Linked DNA regions of Mus musculus: regions 1, 2, 3, 4, 6 and 7 are each linked to region 5. Evidence: chromatin loops called from intact Hi-C (ENCODE). Cell type or tissue: left cerebral cortex. All regions are shown on one strand.

Evidence for each region. Hi-C counts contacts between places; a loop is a spot of excess contacts. Peaks named below come from ENCODE experiments on the same cell type or tissue, not always from the same donor. Only the 100,000 strongest peaks of a DNase experiment are listed, where the experiment ranks them.
Region 1: it touches region 5 in a loop (10-fold over the local background); 6 of 42 quality-filtered maps call a loop at or near these places.
Region 2: a loop joins it to region 5, with 2.8 times the contacts of the local background. A loop is called at or near these places in 4 of 42 quality-filtered maps.
Region 3: a loop joins it to region 5, with 2.5 times the contacts of the local background. A loop is called at or near these places in 5 of 42 quality-filtered maps.
Region 4: a loop joins it to region 5, with 6 times the contacts of the local background. A loop is called at or near these places in 6 of 42 quality-filtered maps.
Region 6: it touches region 5 in a loop (12-fold over the local background); 6 of 42 quality-filtered maps call a loop at or near these places.
Region 7: it touches region 5 in a loop (5-fold over the local background); 3 of 42 quality-filtered maps call a loop at or near these places.

What each region holds. Positions count from the first base shown.
Region 1 is chr13:84,746,400-84,750,399 of GRCm38, forward strand. All of the region lies in intron 2 of Gm34196 (a long non-coding RNA gene), which reads right to left. Among named protein-coding and RNA genes, the nearest start is that of Gm34246, 73 kb to the left of the region's middle. In left cerebral cortex, no CTCF peak of the experiment used is centred here; DNase peaks (open chromatin) are centred at 2,133, 3,165 and 3,902; H3K27ac peaks cover 2,018 bases.
Region 2 is chr13:84,611,071-84,615,070 of GRCm38, forward strand. All of the region lies in intron 2 of Gm34196 (a long non-coding RNA gene), which reads right to left. Among named protein-coding and RNA genes, the nearest start is that of Gm34246, 62 kb to the right of the region's middle. In left cerebral cortex, a CTCF peak has its summit at 2,268; DNase peaks (open chromatin) are centred at 1,631 and 2,126; H3K27ac peaks cover 1,140 bases.
Region 3 is chr13:84,219,637-84,223,636 of GRCm38, forward strand. Tmem161b (transmembrane protein 161B) reads left to right here and starts at 2,660. Exons shown (of 12, transcript NM_175187.5): 1 at 2,660-2,798. The coding sequence starts at 2,796. It overlaps A230107N01Rik (RIKEN cDNA A230107N01 gene), which reads right to left and starts at 2,539. Exons shown (of 2, transcript NR_138587.1): 1 at 2,502-2,539; 2 at 1-2,254. In left cerebral cortex, a CTCF peak has its summit at 2,408; DNase peaks (open chromatin) are centred at 2,615 and 3,098; H3K4me3 peaks cover 2,090 bases; H3K27ac peaks cover 1,309 bases.
Region 4 is chr13:83,737,571-83,741,570 of GRCm38, forward strand. It overlaps C130071C03Rik (RIKEN cDNA C130071C03 gene), which reads left to right. Exons shown (of 4, transcript NR_152245.1): 4 at 600-3,738. It overlaps Mir9-2 (microRNA 9-2), which reads left to right and starts at 1,244; the gene lies at 1,244-1,315. Gm51268 (predicted gene, 51268) reads right to left here and starts at 1,306; the gene lies at 1,251-1,306. In left cerebral cortex, no CTCF peak of the experiment used is centred here; DNase peaks (open chromatin) are centred at 2,085 and 2,338; H3K4me3 peaks cover 4,000 bases; H3K27ac peaks cover 4,000 bases.
Region 5 is chr13:84,062,707-84,066,706 of GRCm38, forward strand. It overlaps Gm17750 (predicted gene, 17750), which reads right to left and starts at 2,068. Exons shown (of 2, transcript NR_131220.1): 1 at 1,945-2,068. In left cerebral cortex, no CTCF peak of the experiment used is centred here; DNase peaks (open chromatin) are centred at 132, 1,851, 1,973, 3,036 and 1 more place; H3K27ac peaks cover 3,448 bases.
Region 6 is chr13:84,342,161-84,346,160 of GRCm38, forward strand. Gm41011 (a long non-coding RNA gene) reads left to right here and starts at 1,733. Exons shown (of 2, transcript XR_873707.3): 1 at 1,733-4,000. In left cerebral cortex, no CTCF peak of the experiment used is centred here; DNase peaks (open chromatin) are centred at 1,405, 1,893, 2,174, 2,725 and 2 more places; H3K4me3 peaks cover 1,313 bases; H3K27ac peaks cover 2,471 bases.
Region 7 is chr13:83,866,264-83,870,263 of GRCm38, forward strand. No RefSeq gene overlaps it. Among named protein-coding and RNA genes, the nearest start is that of Gm52045, 15 kb to the right of the region's middle. In left cerebral cortex, no CTCF peak of the experiment used is centred here; DNase peaks (open chromatin) are centred at 1,735 and 2,872.

The DNA.
Region 1 (4,000 bases), 680 kb after region 5:
GAACAATAACAAACAAAAGTTCCAGAGCAGCAAAATTTGACTTTTCCTGTTAGAGAAACACAGTGCTTTAGTGGGAACCCATAGTTGATCTTAAAAGCCTTCAGTAAAACAATGTAATACATAAGCGAAAAATCAGCTGCCACACAAAAGACAGTGCATCCATCCATCAACCCGAAAGCCATGACGTTCCTGGCATGTGCTCAGCACAGCCTCACTCATGGTCATGGTGTTTATAGTTTCACTTCGGGCGTCTTTTGATGGTTAGGAATGGCAAGAAATTGCACTGAGGTTAATGCTGTAAAACACCATCACTGTTCAGAGAAATGTGTCCACTTTTATTTTGCTCCTACAGTAAGATCACGAAGATCAGACTCACTCACCAGGTTTTGTACCAAGATTCCCAAGTCCCCAAGCTTCCATTGCCTGGTCTAGATAGAAAATATACATATCAAATGTATCAAGAATCTATTTCACTGTGATAGCTTACACCCAGCAAACAGTAACAGCGTTTCAGGAAGAAAAATACATTACATAAACATTTGGTCTTTATTAATAATAGGCAAATTCATTAGAAAGATTGAGGAAAACAAGTTTTGAAAAGTTCATATTTCCACTCTATTATAAATGTTACCCAATTTCAGAAAAAAATACTTATATAAACTATCATTAAAACTAACTGGTAGCCAAGCAGTGGTGGTGCACGCCTTTAATCCCAGCACTCTGGAGGCAGAGGCAAGCGTATTTCTGAGTTCGAGGCCAGCCTGGTCGACAGAGTGAGTTCCAGGACAGCCAGGGCTACACAGAGAAACCCTGTCTTGAAAAAACCAAAACCAAAACCAAACAAACAAACTAACTAACTGTTAACTGATCTTATTTATATATTTTAAAATATAATTTGCTGACCAAGATAACACTAGTATGAACATTATTTTTGTCTGTTGCTTATTTACTTATTGCGGTATAGGAGGTCAGAATCTGGACTTTGTCCATGATAGGTAAGCATATTCCCATTGAGCTATGCCTCCAGGTCATGTAGTTTATTCTTTTAAAAGGCTTTGAATATGAATATATATATATATATATATATATATATATTATATTTCCTATTTTTATAGTGTAAACCTCTATGCTATAGACCCAATTTCAATAACTTTGAGATAACATAATTAACAATATAATTTATGTGTTTAGATTTACTGTCATCTGAAGAATATTAACTACTATTCAGCATGATAATCTTGATCAGAAACTTTGTTTGTTAATATAAACAAAGAGAATTTGTTTTTCACTGGGCCCAAACCCAAGGGGAGTGTGTCAATTTGCTATGAGAATTCAAGTTTTGATCCATGCAGAACTTCAAAAGATGGAGTGTATGGTCTTAGAAAGAAAGTTCATCATGTGACAACAGAGCTGTGAGTATGGGTGTGAGTAATAACCCATCAATCATCAAAATCAAATACTTCCAATGGTCATCTACTGTACATCACCACTTAAAAGATGTTACCATTGCTCAAAACAGCTTTGAATGTCTCTTTTGATAGCCGTCTCCCGAAGCTACCACCATTCTTTTTGAACTTTTTTGTAGACATAAAATCTTTATCCAACAGAGGAAAACTGATTTGAGGAGACATGTAAAGTTTGGTGAACTCAGATATTCCAGCCCTAGATTTCAAAACTACACAATGTTACAAAGTAGAAATATTGAATTGCTAGCAAACTGGCTTTGAAAACAATTTCAAAAGATTTTCACAACTTTTTTGAACAATAAAATAAGGAGAAGGGATGAAACTAGATAAAACACACAAACTCACAATGGTGACTCTTTAAAAACTCATTAATTTGTAACAAGAGACAGAAAAAAATGTGCTGGTGACTAGCTTTACTCTTAGATTCCTCACTGGGACCTAGGACTGTAGCATACAGGGTTAAAGACTATTTAACTACTCAAATGTTCCCTTTAAGCAAAGGGCTACACCTCAGAATTGCTGTAATAGATGTTTCCAATTTACCTGTGCTAAATGAGAAAATCAATGTGTACTTTATAAATATATTTTGATCATGAAGTGGGTCTTATAATGTCAAAAGAGAACCTTCTGCTTGTATTCACAGAATCCTCCGCAGTTGTGATGAAACTGTAAGAGTTCTGCTGGGCGCTTATTTCTATCCCAGTGAATCTCTGAGAGACTCCAGCTGCTCATCCAAACATTTTCATCTGAAGACTCCAAAGAGAAAGCAAAACAATCTTTAAATCTAAGTGAAATAGAATATTAGGTGTTCTTTCCTAGAAACTAAATTTACTTATATTTTCAAAGAGTAGAATAAAGAGACAAGGCCAGTCTGGAAAGATAACCTTCACATGAAGAAAGCTTAATGTACATCCATCAACTTCAGAAACGACAATTGAAACTTATCATCAAGATTTTCTCCACTGCCACTACCACAAATAAGCAAACACTCTTATGAGATAGAAATGTTGAAAAGAGATGAGTAAAATATTGACGTCAAGTAAAAAAAAACTAAACAAAAAAAAACCCCAGAAAAACAAAAACAAAAACAAAAAAAAAAACAATGTTTATCTAATTTAGCAAAAAAAGTCTCTTTATAACAGTATTCCATCAAATTAAGTGAGAATTAGCTCTTCCCACACTCTAATAACATGAACTTGACAAATATCACTGGGAAAAATCATATTTAATCCAACAGAAACTATTTGTGGACTAGATGCTAATAGCAGTTAGAAATTTATGATTTTTATTATTCAGTTTGAAACAACTATTCAATTTTTAATTTGACATTGGATACACAGCAGGCTTTAAGGTGATGTTTCCCTAGAAGAGGAGAATAATACTTTATAAGTATATACATCACTATAATCATACAAGTTGGCCTTCTAAAAGAGATTAGTAAAATAGAGAAAACCTACTTTTTTATCATTTTGATCAATGAGTCATATAAGCAAAAATAAGCTTCATGTGGCTATGGAAGGGAAAGTCTGACTTCAGTGTTTGCGTCAATTTAAAATAGCTGAGTAAAATGGGAAGCAAGTTTCTTTTCAATATAGGTCTAATTCAGACTGGAATAATTTATAGTATGTTAGCTGTTATGATGCAAGCACAAAGAGTTTAAGCTAACTACCAGAAGTGACTAGCAGACCTTCTTTGTATTGTATGTAATTTGATCACCAAAGTCTACACAACACAATAACAGGGCAGAATTAAATTTCAATATTAAGGGTTCTGATAGGGATTGGAATTTTCATTATTATTTAATGCTGAAACCAAGATAGTTTCTGACATCGCTGAAACTTAAATATAATAGATGAAAATGTATTCAGGTCCAATCTTTCTGTGCACACAGAAGCATGGGCACAGGGCACATCCTAAATAAATATAGTAATTCTCACATACAAAGAAGGGCAGTGAAAAGTGCCAATAAGCTTGCTATTGGGAAATCTACTCCCCAAATTGAATTATTTTACTATAGTTTTTCCACTAAAAGTAAAAATTAAAATTGCAACATTTCTTGAAGTGGAAAAATAGGAAATGTATTTAATTAATGTATTTAAGAAGATTTAATTGAAAAGAATGTATTTGAAGTGAAATTCTGGTTATCTTACATTATACCTACTTGCTAGAAACAAGGAAGTCTAATAGTGTAATCTAGTGAGGTATTTAAAAAATAGATGTTTCAATTAAAAAAGTATTGCTATTTTTTTGTGGAAACACAAGTCAACAAAGAAATTAAATGAATCAGGGCGTGTATAACAAAAATCATAAGACACGTATTTGAAGGCATTAAATATAGTTAAAATTAGATTAGTAGTACATTTGTCACCTAACTAAATGTAGTCTGTATCAACTAACTTAGGAAAGCTGGAGAGATTTTGAACTGGCTGGCAGCATTTATAGAAATGTATGCAGAGAGTCATACTTTAAAAAATAATTAGCCTCTAACACATGACTTGGAAACTGTTTTGCAAGTCAACATGGTTTAATATAAG
Region 2 (4,000 bases), 550 kb after region 5:
CCTAACCACCAGCTTGCTCAGTTCACCAATATACCCAGTGTACTCTTGGACTCACATACTTTCCACATTACTTATATTTTCCTTTTTTTTAAACAAGTGTTTTTAATTGTGAGCGCTCTAAATATATAAGCTTCAAGTGGTCAGTGAATCTCTTGAAATTATAATGAAAATTTGTCTAAATTTCTCAATATAAACTGTTCAGATGACAACATTCATGATTTTCATCAAGGCTAGTAATATAAATGAAGGACTCAATTTATGACAGCTACTGATTCTTTGGCTTCCTTCCACTTTCTTTCATGTGAACAATAGTCCCTTGACTACAATCTCTAACAGAATCTAGGCTGCACTTTACAGTTTACAGAATTCTTTATAGGTTCTTTTGTGTTCATAGTTCTATTTGATGTCCATAGCATTCCTGAGCGAGGGCAGATCTTATCATATCCACTTACAGATGAGGACAGTCACATTCAAGATAACAAGCAGCCAACAAATAAGCAGGGTGGGGACTACCATCCATGTATCCCAACTATCTGAAAGCAAGGGGCTACACTCTGCATACTTATTTGTTTGGGATTCTTCTCTGGACTGCATTAATATTTTGTCTGTTTTGCATTGGTTTTGATTATATAGAAATGTTTGGTGTGTTTTAGCATAAGGACATATGCTTTTAATCTTAGCACCTGGCAGACAAGGCATGCAGAGCTCTGACAACTGGAGGCTTACTTGGTCTACATTGTGAGTCTTAGGCTGTTTAGGAGGGCAATATAGTAAGACCTCATCGATGAAGCAAAAACAAGAAGAAGTCTGGAAGTAAAGAAAAAAGGTTGTTGTTGTGTGTTTGTGTTCCAGAATATCTCTATTTTCACATGGAGAATGGCTGTATGAAATGTTCATATTTTTGAGACTCAGAAGTACTTTAGTATACATTAAAATTCACTCATTTAAAAGATTCAGAAAGCCAACGATTTAGGAAATTAAATGTGGTACTGTTTTAAATTTCCTGAATGACCTTATACAAAACAGTTCATCTTTTTTTTTTCCTCAATTAATATGTGAGACAAAGTTCGAACATTATTTCAGATGAGTAAAGTAACATTTAATTCATAGTACACTTAAAATTTACATAGACTATGTGAATAAAAATGTTTCCAATGCCATTTTGAATAGGTCAATATTTTCTGAACTAACTTAATAACAGTAAAAAGGTCTTGTGTATACGAAATTGAATGTGTAATTCACTCCTTGGTTAGACCGTTTATTAAAAAGTCACATTTTTTCTGCATTTCTGGTTGATTATTTCTCTCACTAAATTTACTGTCTCATCAAGGCAGTATTTGTTCATTTGGAGAATCATTTAGCATGGATTGTACTATGGGGACCTGAGATGGAACTTTTCCTACTTAAGAAAATAGCCACTCTGTATTTAGATTCCTGTAGGGGACACTTCAGGAGAGTGATGTTGCTATCTCATGCCTACAAATTCCTCATCTGGGTCTGGAGTCATTGCTATATCTGTTCATTCAAGATAGCAGCGGCACTTAGCAATTCAACAATTCAACACGATGTAAGTTGGCTCATCAACAAAGCCGGTACCCTCTGGGGGTTGGAACAACACTTCCTGTGTTTGACTCTGCTTGCTCGGAAGTTGTTTTAAGTCCAGCACTGCTGGTGAAGTTTCCCCTGGTGCACTGAATGCTCATGCCATGTCAAAAGGCCTTGACCTTTTCACTCATAGAACAAAGGGACTGGAAACAAATTATGCTCAGAGAACTGGTCAAAGGATAACAACTCCAACATGAAAGAAAACAAAGAGCCTGACCTCCTACACAAGCCATGAATACAATTTCTGAACTTGAAGTATAATCTTAATAGGACACTCTCCTTCACCAAAATTTATTAAGTATAATATGTGCATATGCCTCAGTGTGCTCTGAAACCTCCTACTTCTGCCCTGCCTCGGCTGTTTTTGCAGAACACAATGGACTAACTCCTGCTCGCTCTACTCCTCTGTCTGGCTGGAATGATTCCCATCTATGAGCTGTCCACCAAAGCAATGAGTCTTTGGAGACAGTGACTCATCAGCAAATTCTGCTCCTCCTTGCTAAGAGTATATTTAGTGTGAAAGTCTGGAGGATGTGACATAGCCAAATACATGAAGGGACAGAATTTGAGTGGGAGGGAGAGGACAAGGCTAAAATAGAACTGTAAGAAGCCACAGAATTGCAGCCTAGCCTAGCTTTCCCAGCAATGTGGCTGCAGCAACACCTACAGTTCCCTGCCAAGAATGGCATGCCACATTAATGCCATAAAAATTAGAAAATAAGAGCATTCTGGTGAATCCCTTTGAACAAAGAGAAACATTCTCTTTAAAATATTCCTAAGATACAAATAAAAATAAAATAATTGTGTGCTTTGTTGTGGTTCCCAACAGATAGAAACATACTTTTTCCTCATGCAAGTGCAATTAGGCAGCACCAACCAAGGGGCTAGCTGTGTAGAAATCTTTATTAAGTGGAACCACTGTAGATCAGATGTTTATGATGGAGTTTCAACAGAAAACCCAGTATAAATTTGTTACACTATCAGGAACCACTCTCCTCTTCATTCCCTGAGCTTAATTCTGTAACAGAACCTTTCACCTTAATTAATTAACCCATTGTTTATATGTACAAACACATGCATGGAAAATTTTCTATGATCTTAGGTTTTTATAGTCTTAGGTTTTTATGGTCTTAGGTCCTAGGCTTCTGAGCTCAAGTCAGCATTGGACAGCAGTGGTCATCAAGGATCCACGGCACATGGGACCCAAGTACATCTTTTTCTCATTTATTATGAAGTAAAGGTTTGTTAAAAAGTAATTAAATAATGTTTATTGTATAGTTTTTGATAATTGGAGAATATTCATTGTACAATATAATGGGTTTACTTGTGACTATATATGTATATACATTTATATATATATATATGTATATGTATGTATGTCATGCTCTCTGTTCATCACCTACCTTCCTCCTACCTTTGCCTCACAGTGATCTCTTTCCTCTTCTCAAACTGTCCCTGACCACTTTATATCTTCCTTTAATATTTTCTTCAGTGTATATTCTTTGTACAAAATGCTGTTTCTTATCTTGATCTTTATTTAGTGTTTCAAAATCAACCAAATCTCACTTTTGTTGTGCATGCTAGTTTCAAACACAGGATCTTCCAACGTCTACCTCTTAAATTCAGGGATTACACATTTGTAGCTACATGGGAACCACACGTAGCTTGGCTTTCTATCTTACTTTTTTCTTAAACAAAAACAAAACTCTGCTTTCCTCCCACTATTATCCACTTTTCTTAAATGATCATGACACTGAATTAAAGATTATACTAAAAAACATTCTGTAAATATCTTCAGAAAAGTTCATTATTTTCTGTGCTTTAATAATTCAAAGCCATTAGACTCAAAGTTTGTGTTCCTTTTTGAAAAGCTATTGAGGTTATTGTTTTTATGTGTATGTAATCTTTATTTATTTTATGTCTTGGTAAATCAATAGCAAAAGGAAAATCATCCATAATATATTTAAATAAATATTTAACTAAATAAGATTTTTAAAAAGAGTTAGGTAACACCCCATTTTTAGCCAAATAAATGAGGTGAGAAAAATAAAAACCCACAAAATGTTTGCAATGGTTCCACTAAAGTTTAAATATTTCTGGCAGGAGAGCAAGTTGATTCCATTTTCTCCCCTAACTCTACATTTATGTGTATATATACAACACTATTCTATAAGACTATGTGCTCTATATCCTGTGTAAGAACATGTGTATGTATATAAGCACTTATGTAAACACACATATATTTATATGTTTGAGCAAATACTTTCACTGTTAGAAGCTTGTCTTACTTTAATAATTCTTCATTTTGAGTAAGACCATAGACTAGACATTAAGATGTTTTTCCTAGCATTATTTATTTATTTATTTATTTATTTTTACTTTTTACTTTTTAAAT
Region 3 (4,000 bases), 160 kb after region 5:
ACAGTTTAGAAAATGAATGCTGAATGGTAATGGATACATTTTCAATTATCTTTCTCTGTGAGTGTAGGGCTTTTTATTCACGTCAAAGCAATTACACTGAACACAATTTTGCATTCTTTACTTTGGATACTATAACAAAAGTACCATAAACTGAGTGATTTAAACCACAAAATTAGTTCCCATATGTATCACTGGTGGGGGTGAAAATGGACCCCTTTGTTGTTGGCAAATGAGTTGTGACTAAGTTCTCACATGGTGCAGAATAAACAACGAGGAAGCAAGTTCTTCTCTCTCTGACAAGGACACTCAGCACACCACAAAGGTCCCATCCTCTGATCCTACTTAAAAGGCAACCATTTTCCTCTAGTGGCTTTTTGGAACAATTGCAAAATGTTCCACTAACCATATATGGCAGAACATGACCAATAAATCATTGTTACTGGTACATGATTTTTCTAAGATGGCCAATAAAGAATTTTAAGTACAATTTACCTAAGGAAACAAAACCCAACTTTCCACATAGTTACAGACTAATTACCATTTACAAGAAATAGAAATCACAGAATAAAACATATCATATTCAGTAAAGGAAAGAGAAAAGTGTTTGAATTTTTTTTAGAGGTAAAACTATTAACACATTTTGTTAAGACGGTTTAAGACTTTTAAAAATTGATTTTTAAAATTGGAAGAGTTTCAGGCCAGAGTGCTCATGTAAATACTATTCTGTTGATATTTATACACATCTGAGATCAGTTCGTAGAGAGGACATTTTAAATTATCACAAACCCCACATGGTAAGCAGCCATGACTTTTATCAAAGACTGTGATCATAACTAATTTGCCAAAAAGATCTTTTCATCTTCATCATCACATTTCCTCTCTTTCCTTTTCATAATTCTTTCTCTGAATCTTTGTCAAAGACTTCTATACATTTAAGAAATAGAAAATGGTCAATAAAAAAAAACAGGTAATTAGTAGAATATATTGTTTTTTAATAGGACAAAAAGACTTGATACAGTTGTAAATGTAAACATATACACACTATGTGAAACTAAAGTATTTTAACCAAGGATTGTTAATCAATGCGCCATGTACAAAATAGAGAATATAGAATCTGACAGTCTATTGAAAGTAATAAGGTAGTAAAAACTGATTTCTTGTTTTTCCTCTGGCAGGAATGGATTCTATCCTGCTAATAATTCCTATCCTACTGTCATATAGGAGAAGATGTTTTCTGATCCTTAACAAGGCTGCCAGGTTTAGGACAGATGGAAGACCCACTGTGTCACAAGTGAAAGACAAGACTTCACAGAATGTGATGTCACTGACAGGCTGATAGGCACTCGCCACCTCCATCTTTTCTTTCTCAAGGATAGCAATGGCTTCCCCCAGATACAGGAGCGGTCAACCGGAGTCCTTCTTTACTATACTGCAGTTGCCCTGGGGCCTGTCTATTAACAGGCTTGTTTCTATAAAGCAGTAACAGAACCCTTGGGGAAGTTCTCAGTTTCACAAACTATTCCTCAAGGCTATTGGTCTCGGAGTAGCTTCTCTCATTTCTTATAATTTCTCTATCACCTGTCACCCTATCTCCCCCCACCATTAAAAATTAACATAATGTATAAACTTTGTTTCTGTATCCTTTTGAAACAGCACCAATCTAACATCTCTAGGTAGCTCAGGATTGTTTCCCAGGGTCCTTGGGCCAGTTAGAGGTTGAACATCATAGCTGTTTCATAGTTGCAAGTTTGTGCAACCTTGACTGCTGAAGATGAATTTCCTCCCCAGTTCTGACTCCACAAGAGAACCACATTATGGTAAAAGGTATCTCACGGAGAAGGGTGAGATAAGCATGTTTCCATAAGGATCGTTAAACGGTGTGATAATTTCTGGGCCAAAGATGCTCTGTGTCCTTATTTCAAACTTACCTCTATGGTTAACCCTCATCACAATATAAAGGCAAGTTCACTGGTACAGATTTGGAAGGAGGGAGGTGTCATAAAGCATAAATGTGTGTGTATTTATGTATGTATGTATATGAGAATGTTGTAAGGCCCTTTTTGTTCATATTGGTATTAAGTAGGTAGGAAATGTCCATACTGAATTTTCTTCTTAGCTCCTCTGCTCTTTGTAGATATCCTCTGGCTTGAGCTGGCGTCTGTGAAGAGCAAAGAACTTCTAAAGGTCACATTCCATTGACCTAAGAGAGGAAGGTGCTTGGACAGCATGAATTTTTAACTGAGATTCCAAGGTACTGCGTAAGGAAAGCGGACAGAAAAGAGGCTGGCTGAGCTAAACAATTTCTGAATGATCTCAGCATGAATACAGCCAAGAAGGTTCTTTACCCTCAATAAACCGTCAGAGTACGAGGGCTACACCCACCCAGCTGATCCCTGCAGCAGCACAAACCGACCACCAGCGCCCGCGAAAAATACCGCACCTACCTAGGAATCCTGCGGGCATGCCGCCCCGCCCCGCCCTGCCCCGCCCCGCCCACCTACCTGTGCGCCTGCGCCCCTGCGTTCTCAAGGTCAGCCCCGCCCCCCGCCCTAGCCTCACACCCACGGAAGTGGCTTTAGAGAACGCCTTGCGGCTCCTCCTCTCTGCGTGGCGTGGGGTCGCTGGCGGTCCGGAGAGGGAGGAACTTCCTGTCCCATGCGGGCAGGACTTCCGGCCGAGCCGGAAGACCTTTCCCTTCGCGGTTTCGAGAGCTCCGTTTTGCAGAACCTGAAGGGGAGATTCTGGACGGTCCCGGGGACTCTAGACTGTCTGTCCCACGACCTGTTCTTGGCGTTATGGTGAGTCTTGTGAGGATGAGAGTGACAACCTTCAGGAGGAAAGGACAGGGAGGTCAGTCTGTGAAAGGAGCCGGTTGATGTCCCTGCTGGGAATGGAACCTGCTGGAGCGTTGGGATGAACCGCTGGCAGGACCCCAACCTTCCCAGAGTGCGCGCGGCCGCCGCCGGGGTTCCAGACAGCCGAGGGACCTGTGGGGTTGGAGAGGGGCGGGTCTGTCGGAGTACCCAGTCTAAGGAGTCTGCCCTCGCGTGTGTCCTGTGGCGCCAGGTGGCCCACTGATGACCTTGCTCTACCCACCACGTTGTCCCTGCCACCTTTTCCCGCCGCAGGCTTTTGGCTGAGATTTTAAGGACGCAGCAGTGCCTTTTTGCACGCTTGCCTGTCTCCTTGGAGACAAGCAACGCCGAGGCACTTAAGACAAAATTGGCTTCTCTTAACACTCAACTAGAGCAGAACTGAAAATCAATGTCACTTTTAAAGAAAATGTCCAGGTTGAGTCCCAACAGATTTAACTTGAAAGGAAAAATTTGTAATTTCCTATTGTACATCTCTATCGAAGGAGGGAGCACAGCTTGAGCCATATTATTTGCAAGTGTCTTAAAGGTTAGGTGAGAAGGATACGTAAACATAAAAAGAACCTGGTGTGAGAGATTGGAGGGAAAGGAGTAACCGAAGGGTGTTTTACCGTGAGGCCAGTCATTCTCAGAGTTCTCTGCTGTTTTAGTCTGAAAGGACAAGGTTCAGGGACTTGTACAAAGAACGTCTTAATCAACTGTAGATAAGAAGCAATGGGTGCTGACTGATCACACAGTTCAGGAGTTAATTGATGAAATGAATGGGATTTCGAAACATCTAAGTTTGGCTTTATTGGGGGACTATGAGAGGAAGGCAGGTGGTTGTGTAGGGGCTGGTGACTGCAGTCAACTACTTCCTGGAACATAAAAGGATTTAAAAAAGATAGTTGCTATTTCCAAGGTCCTAGGGTTCTGGTAAAGTTGAACAGGCAATCAGCCACATGAACGATTTCAAACCATCTGCAGAGACTTCTATCTTGGGTTCAAGCTTTAGTTGACTATGCTGCTGCCTTTTTATGTAGACCACACTGCCCTCTGATTCAGAGATCTGTCTGCCTCTGCTTCCCAAGTGCTGGGATCAAATGCATATGCCACTACTCCCAGTTTGGCCATGCCCCTTTTTTCAG
Region 4 (4,000 bases), 330 kb before region 5:
GTAAAGCCATTAAAAACATAACACCAAAGCAAATTGTCATTGTAACCATCGACTCACTGCGTAAAAACAGAGCTGATTCCCAGCCCCAGAAAGCGAGGCCCTGCTTTAAGCAATAGTAAAGTGCCTTCCATCTGCCTGCCTATGCAATCTGCCAGAAGAGAAATGCAGGCAAAGAAGTTCCCCAGACCTGAAATGCTTTTATCTATCCTTAGAGAGAGATTTTCTCCATTCTTTGGATATTAGAGCGATCTACACTAGCGCCAAGGAGGTAAAAGGCCGCGGGTTGCTTTTCAAGGAGCAGTCCGTAGTGCTAGTGGATGAAATGTTGATTGAGAATATAGGGACTGCTGCAAAGCTGCTGCTGCCGTCGCCGCCACCGCTGCCGCCGTCGCCGCCGCCGTCGCCTGTGCTACTCCTGGCAGCAGGCGTGGGGCAGTTGGGTGACCACTGATGCATATCAATAACCATGTACTTGAGATTTCTCATGACATCATCATTACCTTGGTCTCCCGCAGTCTCAAACCTTTGACCTTGCCGGGCTGGTCCACAATTTGGCGGTGAAAGCCCCTCCAATGATGGCCCTTTTCTCCTTCTTTCAGACCGGGGCAGCAGTACGCCAGCAAGAGGGCATGCTCTGCCCGCCTAGAAGTCCTAAGAAATCGAGGATCTCCCTTAAAACATTCACATACAAGATATGTGCAATCAAGCTGCCTGCACTTGGTAAAAAAGATCATGATGCCTAACCCAATGATCCGGAGCAGATCTTTGAATCAGCTGTCACTTCTATAGAATGGGATTTCCCCCTTCTTCCTCTTTAACCAGCGTTGGAAACTGCCGATGGCTTTATACATCTCAGTAGAGGAAGGCTAAAGAATCTTCCGTGAGAATGAAGCAATTTACAATGCAAATAGAGGCCTGTGAAGAGAAGGACACTGCTGCTCACCCCCAACAGCTTGCTGCACCTTAGTCTCTGGTCTTAATTTCTGATACTCATAGATGAATTGTTGGCTAACGATACTGGAGATTACTTGCTGGAAGGGGAAAAGTTTGGAATAAACTCTGAATGCAACAGATCTCATTTGGATGTTCTAGCCGCACACACTAAGACAGAAACCAGGTCATGTTTACATGAAAGGAGAAGCTTAAACGCGGCAAGTACCCCGGAGGACTACGCTTCCCTAAAGCCAAAGAGGATCGAGATCTGGAGTTCAGCCAGAGGAAGGCAGCCTTGTGAGGGAAGCGAGTTGTTATCTTTGGTTATCTAGCTGTATGAGTGTATTGGTCTTCATAAAGCTAGATAACCGAAAGTAAAAACTCCTTCAAGGTCACCGAGGAACGTTCCGGAAAGAAAGACTGCAACCAAGAGACAGTAAAAACCAGAAAGGTCAGGAATGCTTATTGAATCTAACTTTTTTTATCTTATGATTGAAAGTGGGATGCAAGAAAATTAAGTGACACGCATATTGAAATCTAAAGGGGCCAGGCTTTGAGGGGCTTGTACAACTGGAGAGGAGAATTGTGTAGTGTTTTTTACGGGTGACGATGCATGTATTTTCTATATTGTTCATTTTGAAGCAAACGTTTACATATGAGGTTTTTTTTTTCTTTTTTTTTCTTAGAAAGCTGTTATAGTGATGTCTGGTACCTCGCTTAAAAATGATTTCATAATTATGTAGATTTGGGCTGTTCCTATCTGAGGCCCCTCCCCCAAGTTTGAAGCTTGTGCCTGGAAACTTTCTATGTATTTGGGTGTGTACATCAAATTCTGTGAAGTTAGACTTTCAGTAAAGCTTATACTGGAAGGTTAATAATTTATATCTACCGAAGACTTAGAGCTAGCAGGGAAAAGGGGTGGGGGCAAAGGCTGATTTTTATTCTTCTATTCAAAATACAAGGACAGATGCTTCTCTGTTCCAAGAGGGTTTCCTTGAGGAAGCTACTGAAGCAGAAAGACATGATGGAGACGAGATCGCCTCCCCTCTTGTCAAAGTGTTAAAAAAATGTTCTGTCTTACTCTGCGCCTAGCATTGGAAATGAAAGTGACATTTACGCCACAACCCACGTGTGCGCCTCCTCTCTTTTTGTTTAAGGATGATCAGGTCTATCCAGGAAACAGCTCTGGCATCCCAAACTGAAATAATTAGGACGTATATAGACCTGACAAAAATGGAAAGGGGGTGGGGAATCTGAGGGTCTGTCTTGCCTAATTGATTCCGCTAAACGGAAAGCAGGAGATGTGAACGGCAGGACGCTCCGATTCCCACGCTCGGGGGCAAGTGGTAAAGCCTGGCCGGCAGCCTATGACAGACAGCCCTGTTGGGGGGTAGGGGTATGAAAAAAACATCAAGCACACACACACCATACTCATCTCCATCGCTTAAGAAAGTAAAGGCATTTCCCACCCACAGCCATCTGCAGCCTCCCAAATGGCAACACCAACTGGTTGGTAGCTGCTATGTACTGTCTCTGTTCATTTTTAAACCTCTGTTTAATCTGGCCATGATTAAATTTGGATTTCTCCTTTGGTTGAAATTTTCACCATTTAAGGAAAACAAGTGGAAAGGGTGCCAAGAGTGCCCCAGAACTGCATGCCCTTCTCAGAGAAGTCCTCAGTATGTGGTTAGGGCCTTGTGACCACCTTTGGCTTTTGTTTTGGCTGTGTTATATTTTAAAGTCATGTCTCATAGCATTCATTATTATGACTTACTTCATCGGGTTGTTTACTTCCTTGTGTGACACACAGGAACTTGGCCTACTTATGCTAATCTACATTCTGGAAATAAAGCTATAAAGTCATCAGTCTGTAGAAAGTTGATTACAATCACAATATGTTAGAGAACTTGTTTTGTTTTAGAATTGTCCTAGCGGATGAGCTTTTTTTTTCCCTTTTCCCCCTCCTCTTCCTTTTCTTCCTCCTCTTCCCTCTTCATCTAAAAGTCACTAGTCCCAGCATAAACTTTGAGGCTTTGGAGAAACCACTGTAGTCCTTTTTTGAAGTTCCTTGCATCCTGTTACATTTTATCAGGCAAACATTTGTATAGGCATTTGCACATAAATACAAGCATTGCAATGAGAAAAAAAATTCCAAAATTGCTTCTTTTCTTTCATATGGCCTAAATTACTGACACTCCCAAATGCATAAGTTTTCTTCAGGGACAGTACATTTTTCTTTATAGCTTCAACTTCTTGTAAGATTGACACCAGAGAAACCTGTAAAGCCACTGGTAGTTTCATTTAGAAAAGCCAAGAGACTTTAATAACACAACTTCTCAGTTTGGCCGCTGTACACGTGCCAAAGTTTGACTGCTGTAGAGGCAGTCGAGAAGACCCTTGCTTATTTACCTTGGAAGCACTGTTTGTGCAAACAAGCTTTCATTGTTAAGTGCCTGTATTCCTTTCATTTGCTTCATGTCCAGGGGTGCTATTTACCTAGAACCATTGTCTACTACAATTAACATTTACATTACAAAGTGTGTGCTTTTCTTTCTCAAGGAGGTTCAATTAAGGCAATAAGATGTTTGCTGGGGAAACCTATTGTTTACTCAAAGCTCTCAATGGAGTCACATTACTGAAGTTTTTGCCTACATCTTGGGTCGTTTATGTAAATATGTTAACTATAACATCTAAGGAAAATAAACAATATTAAAATTATGTGTTTGCCATTGTCATATCCAACTTGCTTTGTATCATACTAATGTTACATAACTTATCGATCAATAAAAATACATTTCAATGTTATTTTCATTTTACTTTTTGCTGTCCCACTGCTCCTGCTGCAACATGTCCCAGATTTTCTTTTTTTCTATTACACATCAAACTTCTGACATTTTGTTTTATTTGTGTGTGTTGAAGGAGGTACCATATCTAAGCATGAGTCTAATGGTGTCCAAGATAATCTCTACAGTGACCTTATCATAAGGTGATATTTCTTTAAAATTTGAAATATTCCGAAGGCACGCACATTGAAGTCAAAAGCAGTGTAACTATCAGTTAAGTAGTT
Region 5 (4,000 bases):
CTCTCCCTTCTTTTCCTCCTCACTGCCTGTTTCCCACATGGAAATTAATGTAATAGTTTGTTTGAGAAGCATACTGTAGATCATTAGCAAATGAAGCAGCCTTTCTGAGGCACCAGTGTCTGCCTGTAGAATCCTTTCAGTGCCGTGGAGGTATGGAGAGATTAAAATGCAAGCATTTAAATGCACTGAATTCATGCACAATGACTACACACACACATGTACGCTCCAATGTGTGAACAACACACACAGTTGCAAAACAAATCAAAGGCCCAGCACATCCCTAATTTCCAGGATGGAAGGTAAAGGACAGCCTGGTTACCTTTTCCCAAAGGTTAGCAAGGTTAGCAAACGCACCATTCATGGACCCTTTTTTTTTTTTTTTTTTTTTTTTTTTTTTTTTTGATATATCTTACTGATGACTCTCTTGTTAAGCAGACTTCTGAAGTCTGTGGAGACAAGATTTCCATAAATTATCTCTCTACTCATCTCATGCTGCTACAAAATGCAAAGCTAATTTTTTTGTTTTTCCTTTTTTTTTTCTTTTTGAAGAGAAAATAGGAAGCGTGCATCTTCTTGACAAACATGCTAAAGGATTATGATCACTAGGAATTACTACCACTAATTATAATAAATATGTATTTTAATGGTAAAATCCCACCCATAAAGCCAAATTTAAAATAATGTAGGGAATAAATAAAAATATAATTGGTGTTTTCGAGTACATTCCTAGCAGCTACTAGAGTGCCCTGCACACAGAACAATGTCACTGGTTGGTTTAGTTCTTATAGGAAATATATTTAAGCACACACACACACACACACACACACACACACACACACACATACAACCCTTTATCTAAAAGCCATCAGGGGACAAGCACTCAATACAACTTAACAAGCAGGGACTGATAAGATAACATTTATATGAGGTCAGAAGTCAAATGCCAGTCAAAGGCTTTTAACCTCTTGGGTCATAAACAGGAATAGTTAAAAGTGAGAGGTGGTTATTTATCGGATTTTAAAGGTACCTGATCATTGCCAGAGAATCACCAATGATGAAACTAATTGGGATTTATAGAAAAAGAACTTTGTAGCTATTTGAAGGAAATTAACCTACAAACCCACGGTTCTTCAATTGGCAGAAAGAAAACAAACAAAAAAGCCCTTGTTTTAGACGCAAAAATCAACCCACTGATTTAAACAGATTTGATAACAAAAACCTTGCTGCTAACAATTCATGAATAATATTCAGACTTACTAAAATATAGTAAAAGATATATTTTTACCAAATTGTATATTAATATTCTTAAAGAAATAGCCAAAAATTCCACAATTCCTTTTCTGTTTTTGTTCTTGTTCTTTTGTAAGCCTCCAGACCCAATATATCAGAATATAATGCCAGACTCACAATGTCCCTGTCCCCAGAATGCTATGTTTCACAAATTTAAGATTATAAATATTCTAATAGCAATAATTTTTAAATATCAGAAAATTGAAAATTGAAACTGCTTAATTAAATTTTTATCTCAATCTAGCCAGACAAGCACATGTTTTCTTTTATTTCCTGCAGGAATATTTTTCTTTGTTTTGATCTCTCTCTCTCTCTCTCTCTCTCTCTCTCTCTCTCTCTCTCTCTCTCTCTCTCTCTTTCTCTCTCTCTCTCTAGGTTTACATTCCAAACTCCCAAGCAGTTCCTAGTCTCTGAGTCCATGCTTCTTTATATTTTCAAAGCACACCGCCCCTATTTTCTTTTGCAATCAACAAAAGCAGGTCCAGATAGTTCTTTCTAGAGAGAGAAGGACTGTTGTTAGGCCTGCCAAGGCCCACTGTTTCTTTAAACAGAGTCCACAATACACTAGGCGAACATTGTGGATTTAAAATGCTTTTAAATATTTATCACCAGTATTTTATCATCATATCCAAATGACACCTGGAGTGCACTCACCTTTATTGACAATCTCTGTTCTGAAAGTCCATTTGCTTCCTTAAAGCCCCCAAGCAGAACAAGGACTACCCGTTTTCATTCAGTTAATGTTTAGTAAAAATCCAAGCAACCTTAATCAGCATGCTGATTGCATCGTCAACTAACAAATAATTTACTACTCTGAGCATTGCATTCCATTAAAAGCTCATTAAATTTTCTGTTCTCCAATGGGAGGTTTAGCTTTTGAACTGCATGCTTTTGCTTCGAATGTTCATTTATTGAATTTTTATAAAATGTGGGGGTTTCCCCCCCTCCACTAAAGTATAGGTGAGTATTTCAATACCTATAGACTGTCAACACACAAAAACCACAGCCCAGGGCTTGATCATGTTTGTTTTGATTTACACAATCTTTTTAATAAAAAATCCTGCACAATTGCTTGTACTTTCAAGACTCTGAAATACCTGTCTTTATCTATGGTCATAAGGAACCAAACATAACCTCAAAAAACACCAATACCTATTATAAAATTTCAAATTCTTTTTTAAAAGTTTATGATCTTCTTTCCTATATATTATAGCTATTGTTGTATTTATTATGTTATCCTCATATATTATGTTATCCTCATTGCTGCCTACTGATTCGAAGGGGGACAATGACACTACAAAGCTATTAAATGACAAACTTTGACAGGGCGACCAGTTACCCACAAAAAAATGTACATTTGCTGGGGTTTGCACATTTCCCACATATCCCTAGTCCTCTGATTTGTTTTTATGCCCAGACTCATCAAGAAAAGGGTATATTTATTATTTTTAATTTAGGGAAGTGTAGAAAATATTAGACCACAAATTAACATGCATCTTTGGATTGCTAATTGTGCTCATTGCAAATTTGGGTCATTTTGCATGAGTGAGTCTAATGTGGGGCTTAGATTGCCGTGCAGCTCAGTGGATTCCTGATTCCCCTCGCTAATCCTGAACTCAGTGATTGTGTCAGGTGCAGTTCTGTGTGCTCTAGCAGCTGGCTCATCCTCATCAATGCAAATAAGGCAACTCCTACAATCAGAGCCTCCCTCGTGAGTGTGAGGCCTGATTGCTGAGGGCAGGCGAAAGCACTACACAGACTCTCACTTTCAAATCACGCTAAGTGACAAGAGGACTGCAGTGTCCCTCCGGTTCAAAATCAACCTTTGGAAAACAAGACAAGAAGGCAATGGCTGCAAATGAGAGAAAAGCCCATGTTGGGGAAGTAAACTTGTTTAGGGGCATTATTTAGATATAGATATAACATAAAGTGCATTTCAACAAATAATTGTTTAGCTCCCATTCTGGGCGGCCTTTGTTTTCAGAACTGCAGGGGTATGCAAAGGTAAGAGAGACATGGGCCTTGTCTCCAAGAAACCCTATGGTTTGATTGCAGAAAATTGTAATGATTCAGATAATAGCAGAACTATTATTAAGGAAGAGTCACTAAAATCTTAAATGAGAACCAAAAAAAAAAAAAAAAGACCAAACAAACCATACTCTCAATAGAACTATTTATAGAGGAAATTATGGGGAAAAAAAGTTAAGTGTAAGATTTTTTTGGAAGCTTCCCGTTCAAATCCCAGCCTTGCTACTTGATCAACTTTCTTTGCCTTTCTAAACTGCTGCATCACCAGCTCCCACGCCTAATGCCCAGGGATCTTGGAGAGTGAAATGGCATTCCGTAAGGAGCGCACCACCTGCTTGGCACCTAGTAAGCGCACAATAACGTCGTCAGCTGTGATTGAGAGTATCTCCTCCTTGGCACACAAAGGGAGGAGCAATACAGAAGTGACAATGCGCCGCCACTGTTTGAAAGACATTTATGGAATCTTGCTTGAAATTCCCATGTTGTAATGTAGCACTCACCCTGTGAAGAGGGGGAAAATACTTTGAACGCTAAAAAGCCCTGTGTCTCTCTCAGTGGTCTGGCCAGTCCTGGCAACTCGGCTCATAAAGGAGAGAACAAGAAATCTCTGTTTTTCCTTTTCTTCTCCTCCAAACAAGTGTGCAGACTTCCCTGCACTTCAGCCCCACCCTCTTTATTTCCC
Region 6 (4,000 bases), 280 kb after region 5:
CCCATCTCAATGAAGAGAAGCCTTAAGCATGGACCTCTTGCCTGAATTAGGGGCTTAAGATATTTGCTCTGAAAACAGCTAAATAGCTGCAGGCCTACTGACTCTTCACAGAATATAAAACCTATGGACTGTTTGAACTAGATGGCATGTGGAGCTTGTCTGATCTGGTTTCTAATTTGTTCATAGATGAAATAGTGCTCATGGGGATAAGGTGTCTCTCAGGGTCACTAGGTATTTAGAAGAGAACTTGGGATTCCAGATTTGAATTCCCCAATGTTCACTTTAGTGACCTTGTGCTTTCCAAGCTGTTTAGAAAAGTGATTATACTTGTATCTAAGAGATCTAAAGAGTAAATGTAGGAGTGCTGTGACCATTACTGTGTTTCGGCTCTGCAAATGTTCAGAGTACTGTAGAATGGTTCTTAAACATTCCCGTTACATATAAGATGTAACGTGTGTAAAGACACTGACATCTTGCTTGTCTGTGCTGTGTGTTCATAGACTCATGGAGTGATGGTGTAATGGAGTGATTCATTTGGAAGTCCTTCTGGAGAGCTAACACATAGAGAACTATTGGTGCTAATCACAGAAAAAATATAAGAAATTGCTAACTTTCTAGTATTAGCAACTTATTATTTTATATAATTGTAAAATTAACTGAAGTAAACTTTTTAAAACTTCCTAACTTTGAAAGTGTGGATTCTATTTATTCAAGCACTTAAATTAACAAACTGGGGGTCTCTGGAAGATAAAAAGTTGTGTAGCTCATCAGTAATATTTATTCTGATTTACACACGAACATAGTGGGTGTTACAAAGAAAGGGAATTAAATTATATTTAGAATTGCTTACCTCTACTAAATCAGAACACTTCATTATCATAAATAATATATATATTTAAATATCCCTTACTTCTAATTCACTTTGTAAAAAGATATAGTCTATTTACTTTCTAAAAGAACTTTTCAGGAAAAAAATTTTATTATTTTCAGGGAAAATTATTTGACAATGAAAATGTTTTTTTGAACTGATGCATTTGTTAATAATCAAATGGTTTCGAATCATGTGTCAGACACAAACAAGCAGAACAAATGGATAATAAATTAGGTGCTGTTAGAAAGGGTTTTTAAGATTGCCATCTGAGACACTTCTGCAAAAAGCTGCCTGAAGTGAGGCTGTGGCATCTGCCTGTGCTTGGGGGCAGTTCATCTGTGGCTCACTCTAAGAAGCCCAGACCCGGTGTCAAACCTGTCCTGCAGAGGCATGGCTACCTCCTCTGGAGACTCTTGTTTTGAAACAATAGTGGCGTGCACAAGTTACTGTCCCCACTTCTACACTCCTCCCCGCCTCCTTAGAAGGGGATAAGTGTGGGTTTGACTTTAAATTTTGTCTGTGTGACTGGCTTCTGGAAGGGAGTTATTGTAGAATTTCTGTTCCGGGAGGTGTCTGCCCTGCTTGAGGGGACTTCTCGCCTGCCTGTCTGGGTGTGCTCTGACTCTCTGGACAACTTCTTTCCAGGGCCCTCAAGGCTCAACTTCTGGGAGATTAACTTTGAGTGTTATTCACTTCCTGTAACCTGGATCCTGAGACCAAAAAGATTAAAGGACCCTGGCTCTTTCCCTCACCCAGTGACCACCCCACACTCGCTCCAGCTGGGCCTTCTCTGAACCCCTTCAGAGAAGAGTAAAGTCCTTCAGAGAAGGACTAAAGTTCTGCCAACTTTACTCTAGTCCTATTCTGGACCAGCTAGCTCTCTTATGAGAGCTCGGCTGGAAAAATAAAAATCGCCTGGGTGCTTGGTAGGCAGGCATGGTTCGAAGAAGAGTGTGCCTAAATCCTCCATTGGGTCCCAGTTCCTTCCATTCTCACTCTCACCCCATAATAGCACATTCAGACTATGAGACCTCAGAAAAAAATGAGTGCCAAGTGACATCTCCAAGTCGCATGTTCTCTTGTCCTCTGGAGGCTATCATTTCTTTTATATCTTTTAGTTTTGCCTTCTCCCTTCTGTGTGGACACGTGCACCTTCGTGTTTTCCCCTTTCTTTCAATACATCTTCACCTTTTTTGCCAGTCCAAGCCTCAGAAGGTGCTGATTTCTTTCTCAACTTTCTGCCAACACGTAGAGCACACCTCCCCAGTCCGCCTTCCCCAAGCAGCTAGGGAACCCGTGGCTCTGAACTCTAGTCCTGAAAGGGGGTCCCTAGGTCTCCCCACACCTCTCCGCGGTTTTCCTGCCAGGGCAGATAGGGTCAGAAAACCAAGGTCCGGGGACATAGTGACAGAGAGAAGCCAGGGAAAAACTGTTCCAAGCCCTTCCCAGATCTTTTAGGTATTTTAGAAACCTCAGACCCTTTTCTTCTGATCTTTACACTTCCCTTCTCTTATGAATACCTAAGAACCAGGCAGGCAAAGAGAGAGGGACCCCAGGGAAAAAGGAACAAGAGACTCCCAGATTATGTATTTATTTTATGTAAAGAAACGTTACATATGTAATTTTAGATTTTCTTCCAAATTAGAGTTCTGAGGCTTTAGAAAACCTATTTTTAACACCTTCTTCTCTCCTACGGTCTTGATTGCCTAAATTGCTTCTAATTGGGTGGCACACATTACTGAAAACGAAGGACGCATGACAAGCAGCCTTCATTCTTACGCAGATTTAGATAATGTGTTCAAATGAATATCTTTTCTGATAAGAAACTAGAACAACAGTAACCGTAGCAGTTTTCTTCTGGGCTTGAGCAGTAGGTGGACAATCATACAGTCCTGCGAACCCACACATTTTAGAGGGTGTGCCTACGGTATGCAGTACTAGTGTGCTTCCACCTCTAATGTAGCACACAAAGGGAACATACTTGTGTTCTGGTTGGTTTTCAAACAGCTTTTCATCCTCTTCAGCAAGCATAAATGTTTTTATTTTTGTTGTTGGGTTTTTTTTTTCTTTTTAGTTTCTTTTTATTTGTAAGCCACTTAAAAATATGTATGTTATCCTTTTGCTCAAGGCTTTGGCGGGGCCCTGAGAGCTGTTGATGCGGGCGTGCTAGCTCCCGACAGCAGCGAGCAAAGTTCATTGCCATACTGAGGGGAGCTTAGCTTTTCACTAAGTTAGTCCAGCTGCTGGGGTGTTCTGGGGGCGAGAGTTTCTTGGACCACTGACAGGTGTGATCCTAACTTGAGTTTGGCTGAGGGCAAGTGTCAGGGCTGAGGGCTGTTTGTCTGTAAGATGCTTATGCGGGCTAGGAGCTGGATTACCTTGCAGGCTGAGGGATCCCCGAAGTTCTTTGAAACTGGTATGTACCTACCATTGAACAAAGGGCAAATGAAAACTCATCTTACTGTCTGGCCAAACTGCACCTTCATTGTTTCATCTTCTCTGAAATAAGGCTGGCAGCGGATTATAAATAAAGTTATTCTTTTTCTTTTCTTTTTTCTTTTTCTTTTCTCTCTTTTTTTTTTTTTTAGGCCAGAGGAAATTCGCTGAGAGTCAATCTCCTTTCGGCACTGTTATTTTATTTTACTTTTCCCGACATTCTTTGAGACTCCCTCTCCCTCAAAGGCATGGAGAAGCACTTTCAGGCTACTTTAAATGGTGTCACGGGAGAAAGTCCTAGGTGAGGCAAGAGCACTTTGGGGGAATGGATCTGTGGATTGATCCATCGATGGGAACCCTCTCCTGGGCTGCCGCCTGCGGAGCTGGGCTGGGCAGCGGCCTGGGAGGTGAGGGGTCAGTTCCACAGTCTGTTGTGCGCACGCTCTACCCACGCTGTACCCACACTGTACCCATCAACATAAGGAAACCTCGATGTTTGCGAAAGCTTATGTTCCTGCATAAAGGCCCACCACCAGATACCTTCGCAGTTTGCTCTGCCCCTTAGAATGCGTTATTTGACCCGTAAAAGAAGATTTAGGCTGAGATTCTCTGTGGTGGTGGTCCCAGACGGTCCCAGCATCAGACGTGCGCCTCGCTCCTGTTCACCCCACACTAACGAAAATTTCAGGCTGT
Region 7 (4,000 bases), 200 kb before region 5:
TGAATGGGTAGACTGAGGCGCTTGGCAGTCCAGCACGAAACATCATCCTCTAGACCAAAATAATCACTAATGTTGCTAAGTATGAATCTGATCTGCACTTATAATAATCCTTTTCCTATCACTTTCCACTCCTGTGCCCCAGTGTGGTAGGGGCATGGTAAGAAAGGTGGTCATAATTAGACATAATTAGGGAAAATGCTCTAAGTCTTTATTTGGGGCTTTCTGTCTTCCGCTTGTGTACTGCATGCCAGCTTCCCATCTCCCAGCCATGATGGAAGCTCAGAACACAATAGAAACACAGCAACAATATGAATTGCAAATGCATGGATATCTTTCGGTACAACCTACCTTATTGACTCTTAATAAAATGAGTATCTGCTAAAAAATACTTTGAGCTGTAAATTATTTGCTGTTGGTGTGGGACTTTGGAAAAACACTACAGATGTACTTTACAATCAACTAGACAGAGTTGTGTTAAACAGAATAGCTTAGTGCTTGTCTGTAAATTTCTCCCCTCCTTTTCCAAAAAAGGAATGAATCTTCTTAATAATCTATGCTGCTTAGCAAATGTTATAACTATACACGTGAAAATGTGAGTGTTTTATACACCCTACACTTTAGGACGATAACAAGCCTTTATCATAATGTTCTCATATTTAACATTTTCTCTCCCTAGAGTATGAATTGCCAAGAATATTAGCATTGAGACCATTGAATGCAATGTCCTCACAATCCCATTTTTTTCTCTTATGCTGTTCCAAAATATTACTGTCTCAAAACATATCCATAAATTCATTTCACTGTCCAGGTAGCTTAACATATAGTAATTAAATTGGAGCTATAAACAGTAAAGCATACACATGGACTTCTATGATTTCAATTTTATATTATAGTAGTGAATATTAATCTCTAAAAAAACAAATGCATTGATAATTTCAAGGTGAAATTCTTTTATGTTAGAGGAGTATATCTACTAGAGGAAGATTATTGTAAATTAAGTGAAATTTCTGGCTATGGTGCTAATTAAATTATTCAAAATCATTTTCTTCATATCAAACAGAAAAGAAAACAAATCTTCTTGCACTTGTAATGTGCTCTAGAGGGCTTCTGTTAAATGAGCTGCATGCAGGGATGTGTCTGGTCTGTATGCTGAGGGCTAGGGTAACAGGAGCTTGACTACTCCTTGCTTTGTAAATATTTAAGTGTTATATCTAGACGAGGGATAAAATGCTGAACTTTTACCTTTGAACCTTTCTGTGAAATATCTTAAATGCTACCAAATGTGAATATAGTGAGCTTAATTAGTAAATTTGACCCAGGTTTATGAAATTTTTTATTTTAGGTGTATTTACATATACACAAGCATATATATGTACATAAATTTATTTTATTACATCCATTGTTACAAGCCAAACCTTGAGCAGTTAAAGTATTAAAAAAACAATCAAAATACTCTTCATATATCCATAAATCCATAAACCTTTTTAAATTTTTTCCTGTTTAAGAAACAACTAAATTATGGAGATGCACACAACATTATAGAACATTTGCCAAGTATATCTTGATTCTTATTTGAAATTCCCACAAGAATATAGGCATGACAGTAATATAAGCCGTAGAAAGGGCGAAAAGAGTGGAACACAGGGACTTGTAAATAAATCCATGAATATCAAAAAGCACAGATGCTAAGATTACGCATTTTCACTAGTGTGGTTCTGTACTTGTAGACTCTAAGACCAGAATTTGTAATGTTCAGTATAGCAAGCCCTGCTGAGGGAGGGAGAGTACAGAGAAAGTCGTAGAAGGTTGGGAGGAGGGTATAAGAAAAAAAAGAGGGAGGGAGGTAAGGAGAGAGAAAGAGACAGAGATTGGGGGGAGGAGAGAGAGAGAGAGAGAGAGAGAGAGAGAGAGAGAGAGAGAGAGAGAGAGAGAGAGAGAGAGAGAGAGGCAGGCATAGCCAGACACAATACTGCATAATAATGGTAACATTCCTGCATGTCTAATGGCTTAAATGTGTTCTGTGCCTTGCTCTAGCCTCATGCCACAGCTGATGTCAAAGAACCATTTAATATTTTATCAACAGTCCTCCTTTGAACCACACACACACACACACACACACACACACACACACACACACACACACACATATACACACACACACATATATATACATATATATGCATATGTGTGTTTATGTGTATGTATCTATATATCTCTGTATATGCATATATCTATATTTGTTATAGAAAGCATTTGGAGTTTTTGAAGCATGAGGAGAATGAAATCCCTTGAATGGTACAATTTTAAGACACACAATATTTGTAAATATCCCATATTCAGTAATATTCACACCATTTTGCAATGAGTCTTACATTATTTACATGTTAGAAGCATTAATATGTCCTATTTCTTGAGGAAACATATACCCACATTTTATCTTCTTATTAAACAGTAGGAATGCGTAACTTTAATTTTTAATGTAAATTCAGTCACTGATTGAATAATGATTATAATACTAGTTGGACTTCTAAGTAGTTTTTGTGGAAAACATTGTTTTCTTGTTTGACGGATAGTCTGCTTGTAACAAAGAATGACTGAATTGTCTTAACAAAGAAGAAGAAGGCTGTATATGTTGGTTACAATAGAATAACCACCTTCCAGATCTCTTAAATCCACAATATATGTAGTGTGAGTCCTGAGTGGCTTTTGTTTTCAATGTCTTTTGTAAGCTTTTAGGGTTTTTTCTGCATCAAATGTCAAGTTAATTTACAGGGCGCTATTACTGATATGTTTCCTTGGTTTGTGGTTTTCTGTGAAAGGCAGGCAGCTGAGACCAAGTCTTAGGCTAGGGGGAGGGGCAGCTGAGCCCATAACACATACACTGTGCCAGGGTCTGTAAATTGGCTGCCTGTATGACAGCGGGCCCAGGGAAACCTCTAGTCTTCATTTGCATGCTGAGGAATATCCAGGATTAAACCGGACTGATTTTCATACAGGATTTAGACCTGACATTTATTATTCGGTTCACAGACCTCTTGAAGGAAAGTTTGTTTTCCACTCATAGATGAAAAATCTTCCAAGATAAATAAAGACTGGCTTAGCAGTAACAGTAAATAAATATCTTTCCTGTATTTCTTATGAATTTATCTTATATGATTAACAGACAGATGTTTGCCACCAAATTATTATATTTTGCTCCTTAGCATTTCCAAAGGAAAGTATCTATCAAGGCCTCGCTCAGTGTTTATATAAAATGTATTCATTTGACTCTGGAAGTTGAGTTTTCATAAATAAATTTAAAGACAGACATTTGATTTTTCTGAACGAATTAAAACAACATTGGGGAAGTAAAATACTCTGAGATGCTTAATTCTGTTTCTGTTCCATGTGTTTCTATGGGGATAGAGTGAATTTTGGTCATACTGTAAGCTTCAATTGCATAATGTTTTACAAAACAAGAAAATTACAAATGAATGTTTCACATGAGCCCATCTGCTAAATATATAACCCATAAAGTTCATTTTCATGGCTAAATAGATTTAAACAATATTTGGATGTCTTTTAATATTTAGACACTGTTTGTCCAGTAAAACACTTATAGTCCAACTTGCTAGTGATATTTTAACTGAATCAAGATTTAATTTCTAGTATTGAACAAAACATGTTCTGACACAGTACCAGGATGAAGAAACATGACCAGCTGCTTTCTTCTTTCTGGAATGCTTTTCTATGTGGCTAAAGTAAAGACTGCAAGTTGAAATTATGTAAACCCAGGAGAGAGCTAAGAGTCCTCATGTGTTAATAAACAGAAGAGAGTTTTCAAATGGGTTGAAAATATACTTTGTACATTTAATAAACAAAAGGTAGAATAATTCAAATGTCATCTATGTGGAACATGGAAGAAACAGTGTAAAATCTGACACATATTTGAATTTTTATTGTGTCAATGAAACTTTTGAAAATGAATTCTGATATTTGATTTCTTTATGGATGTTTTACT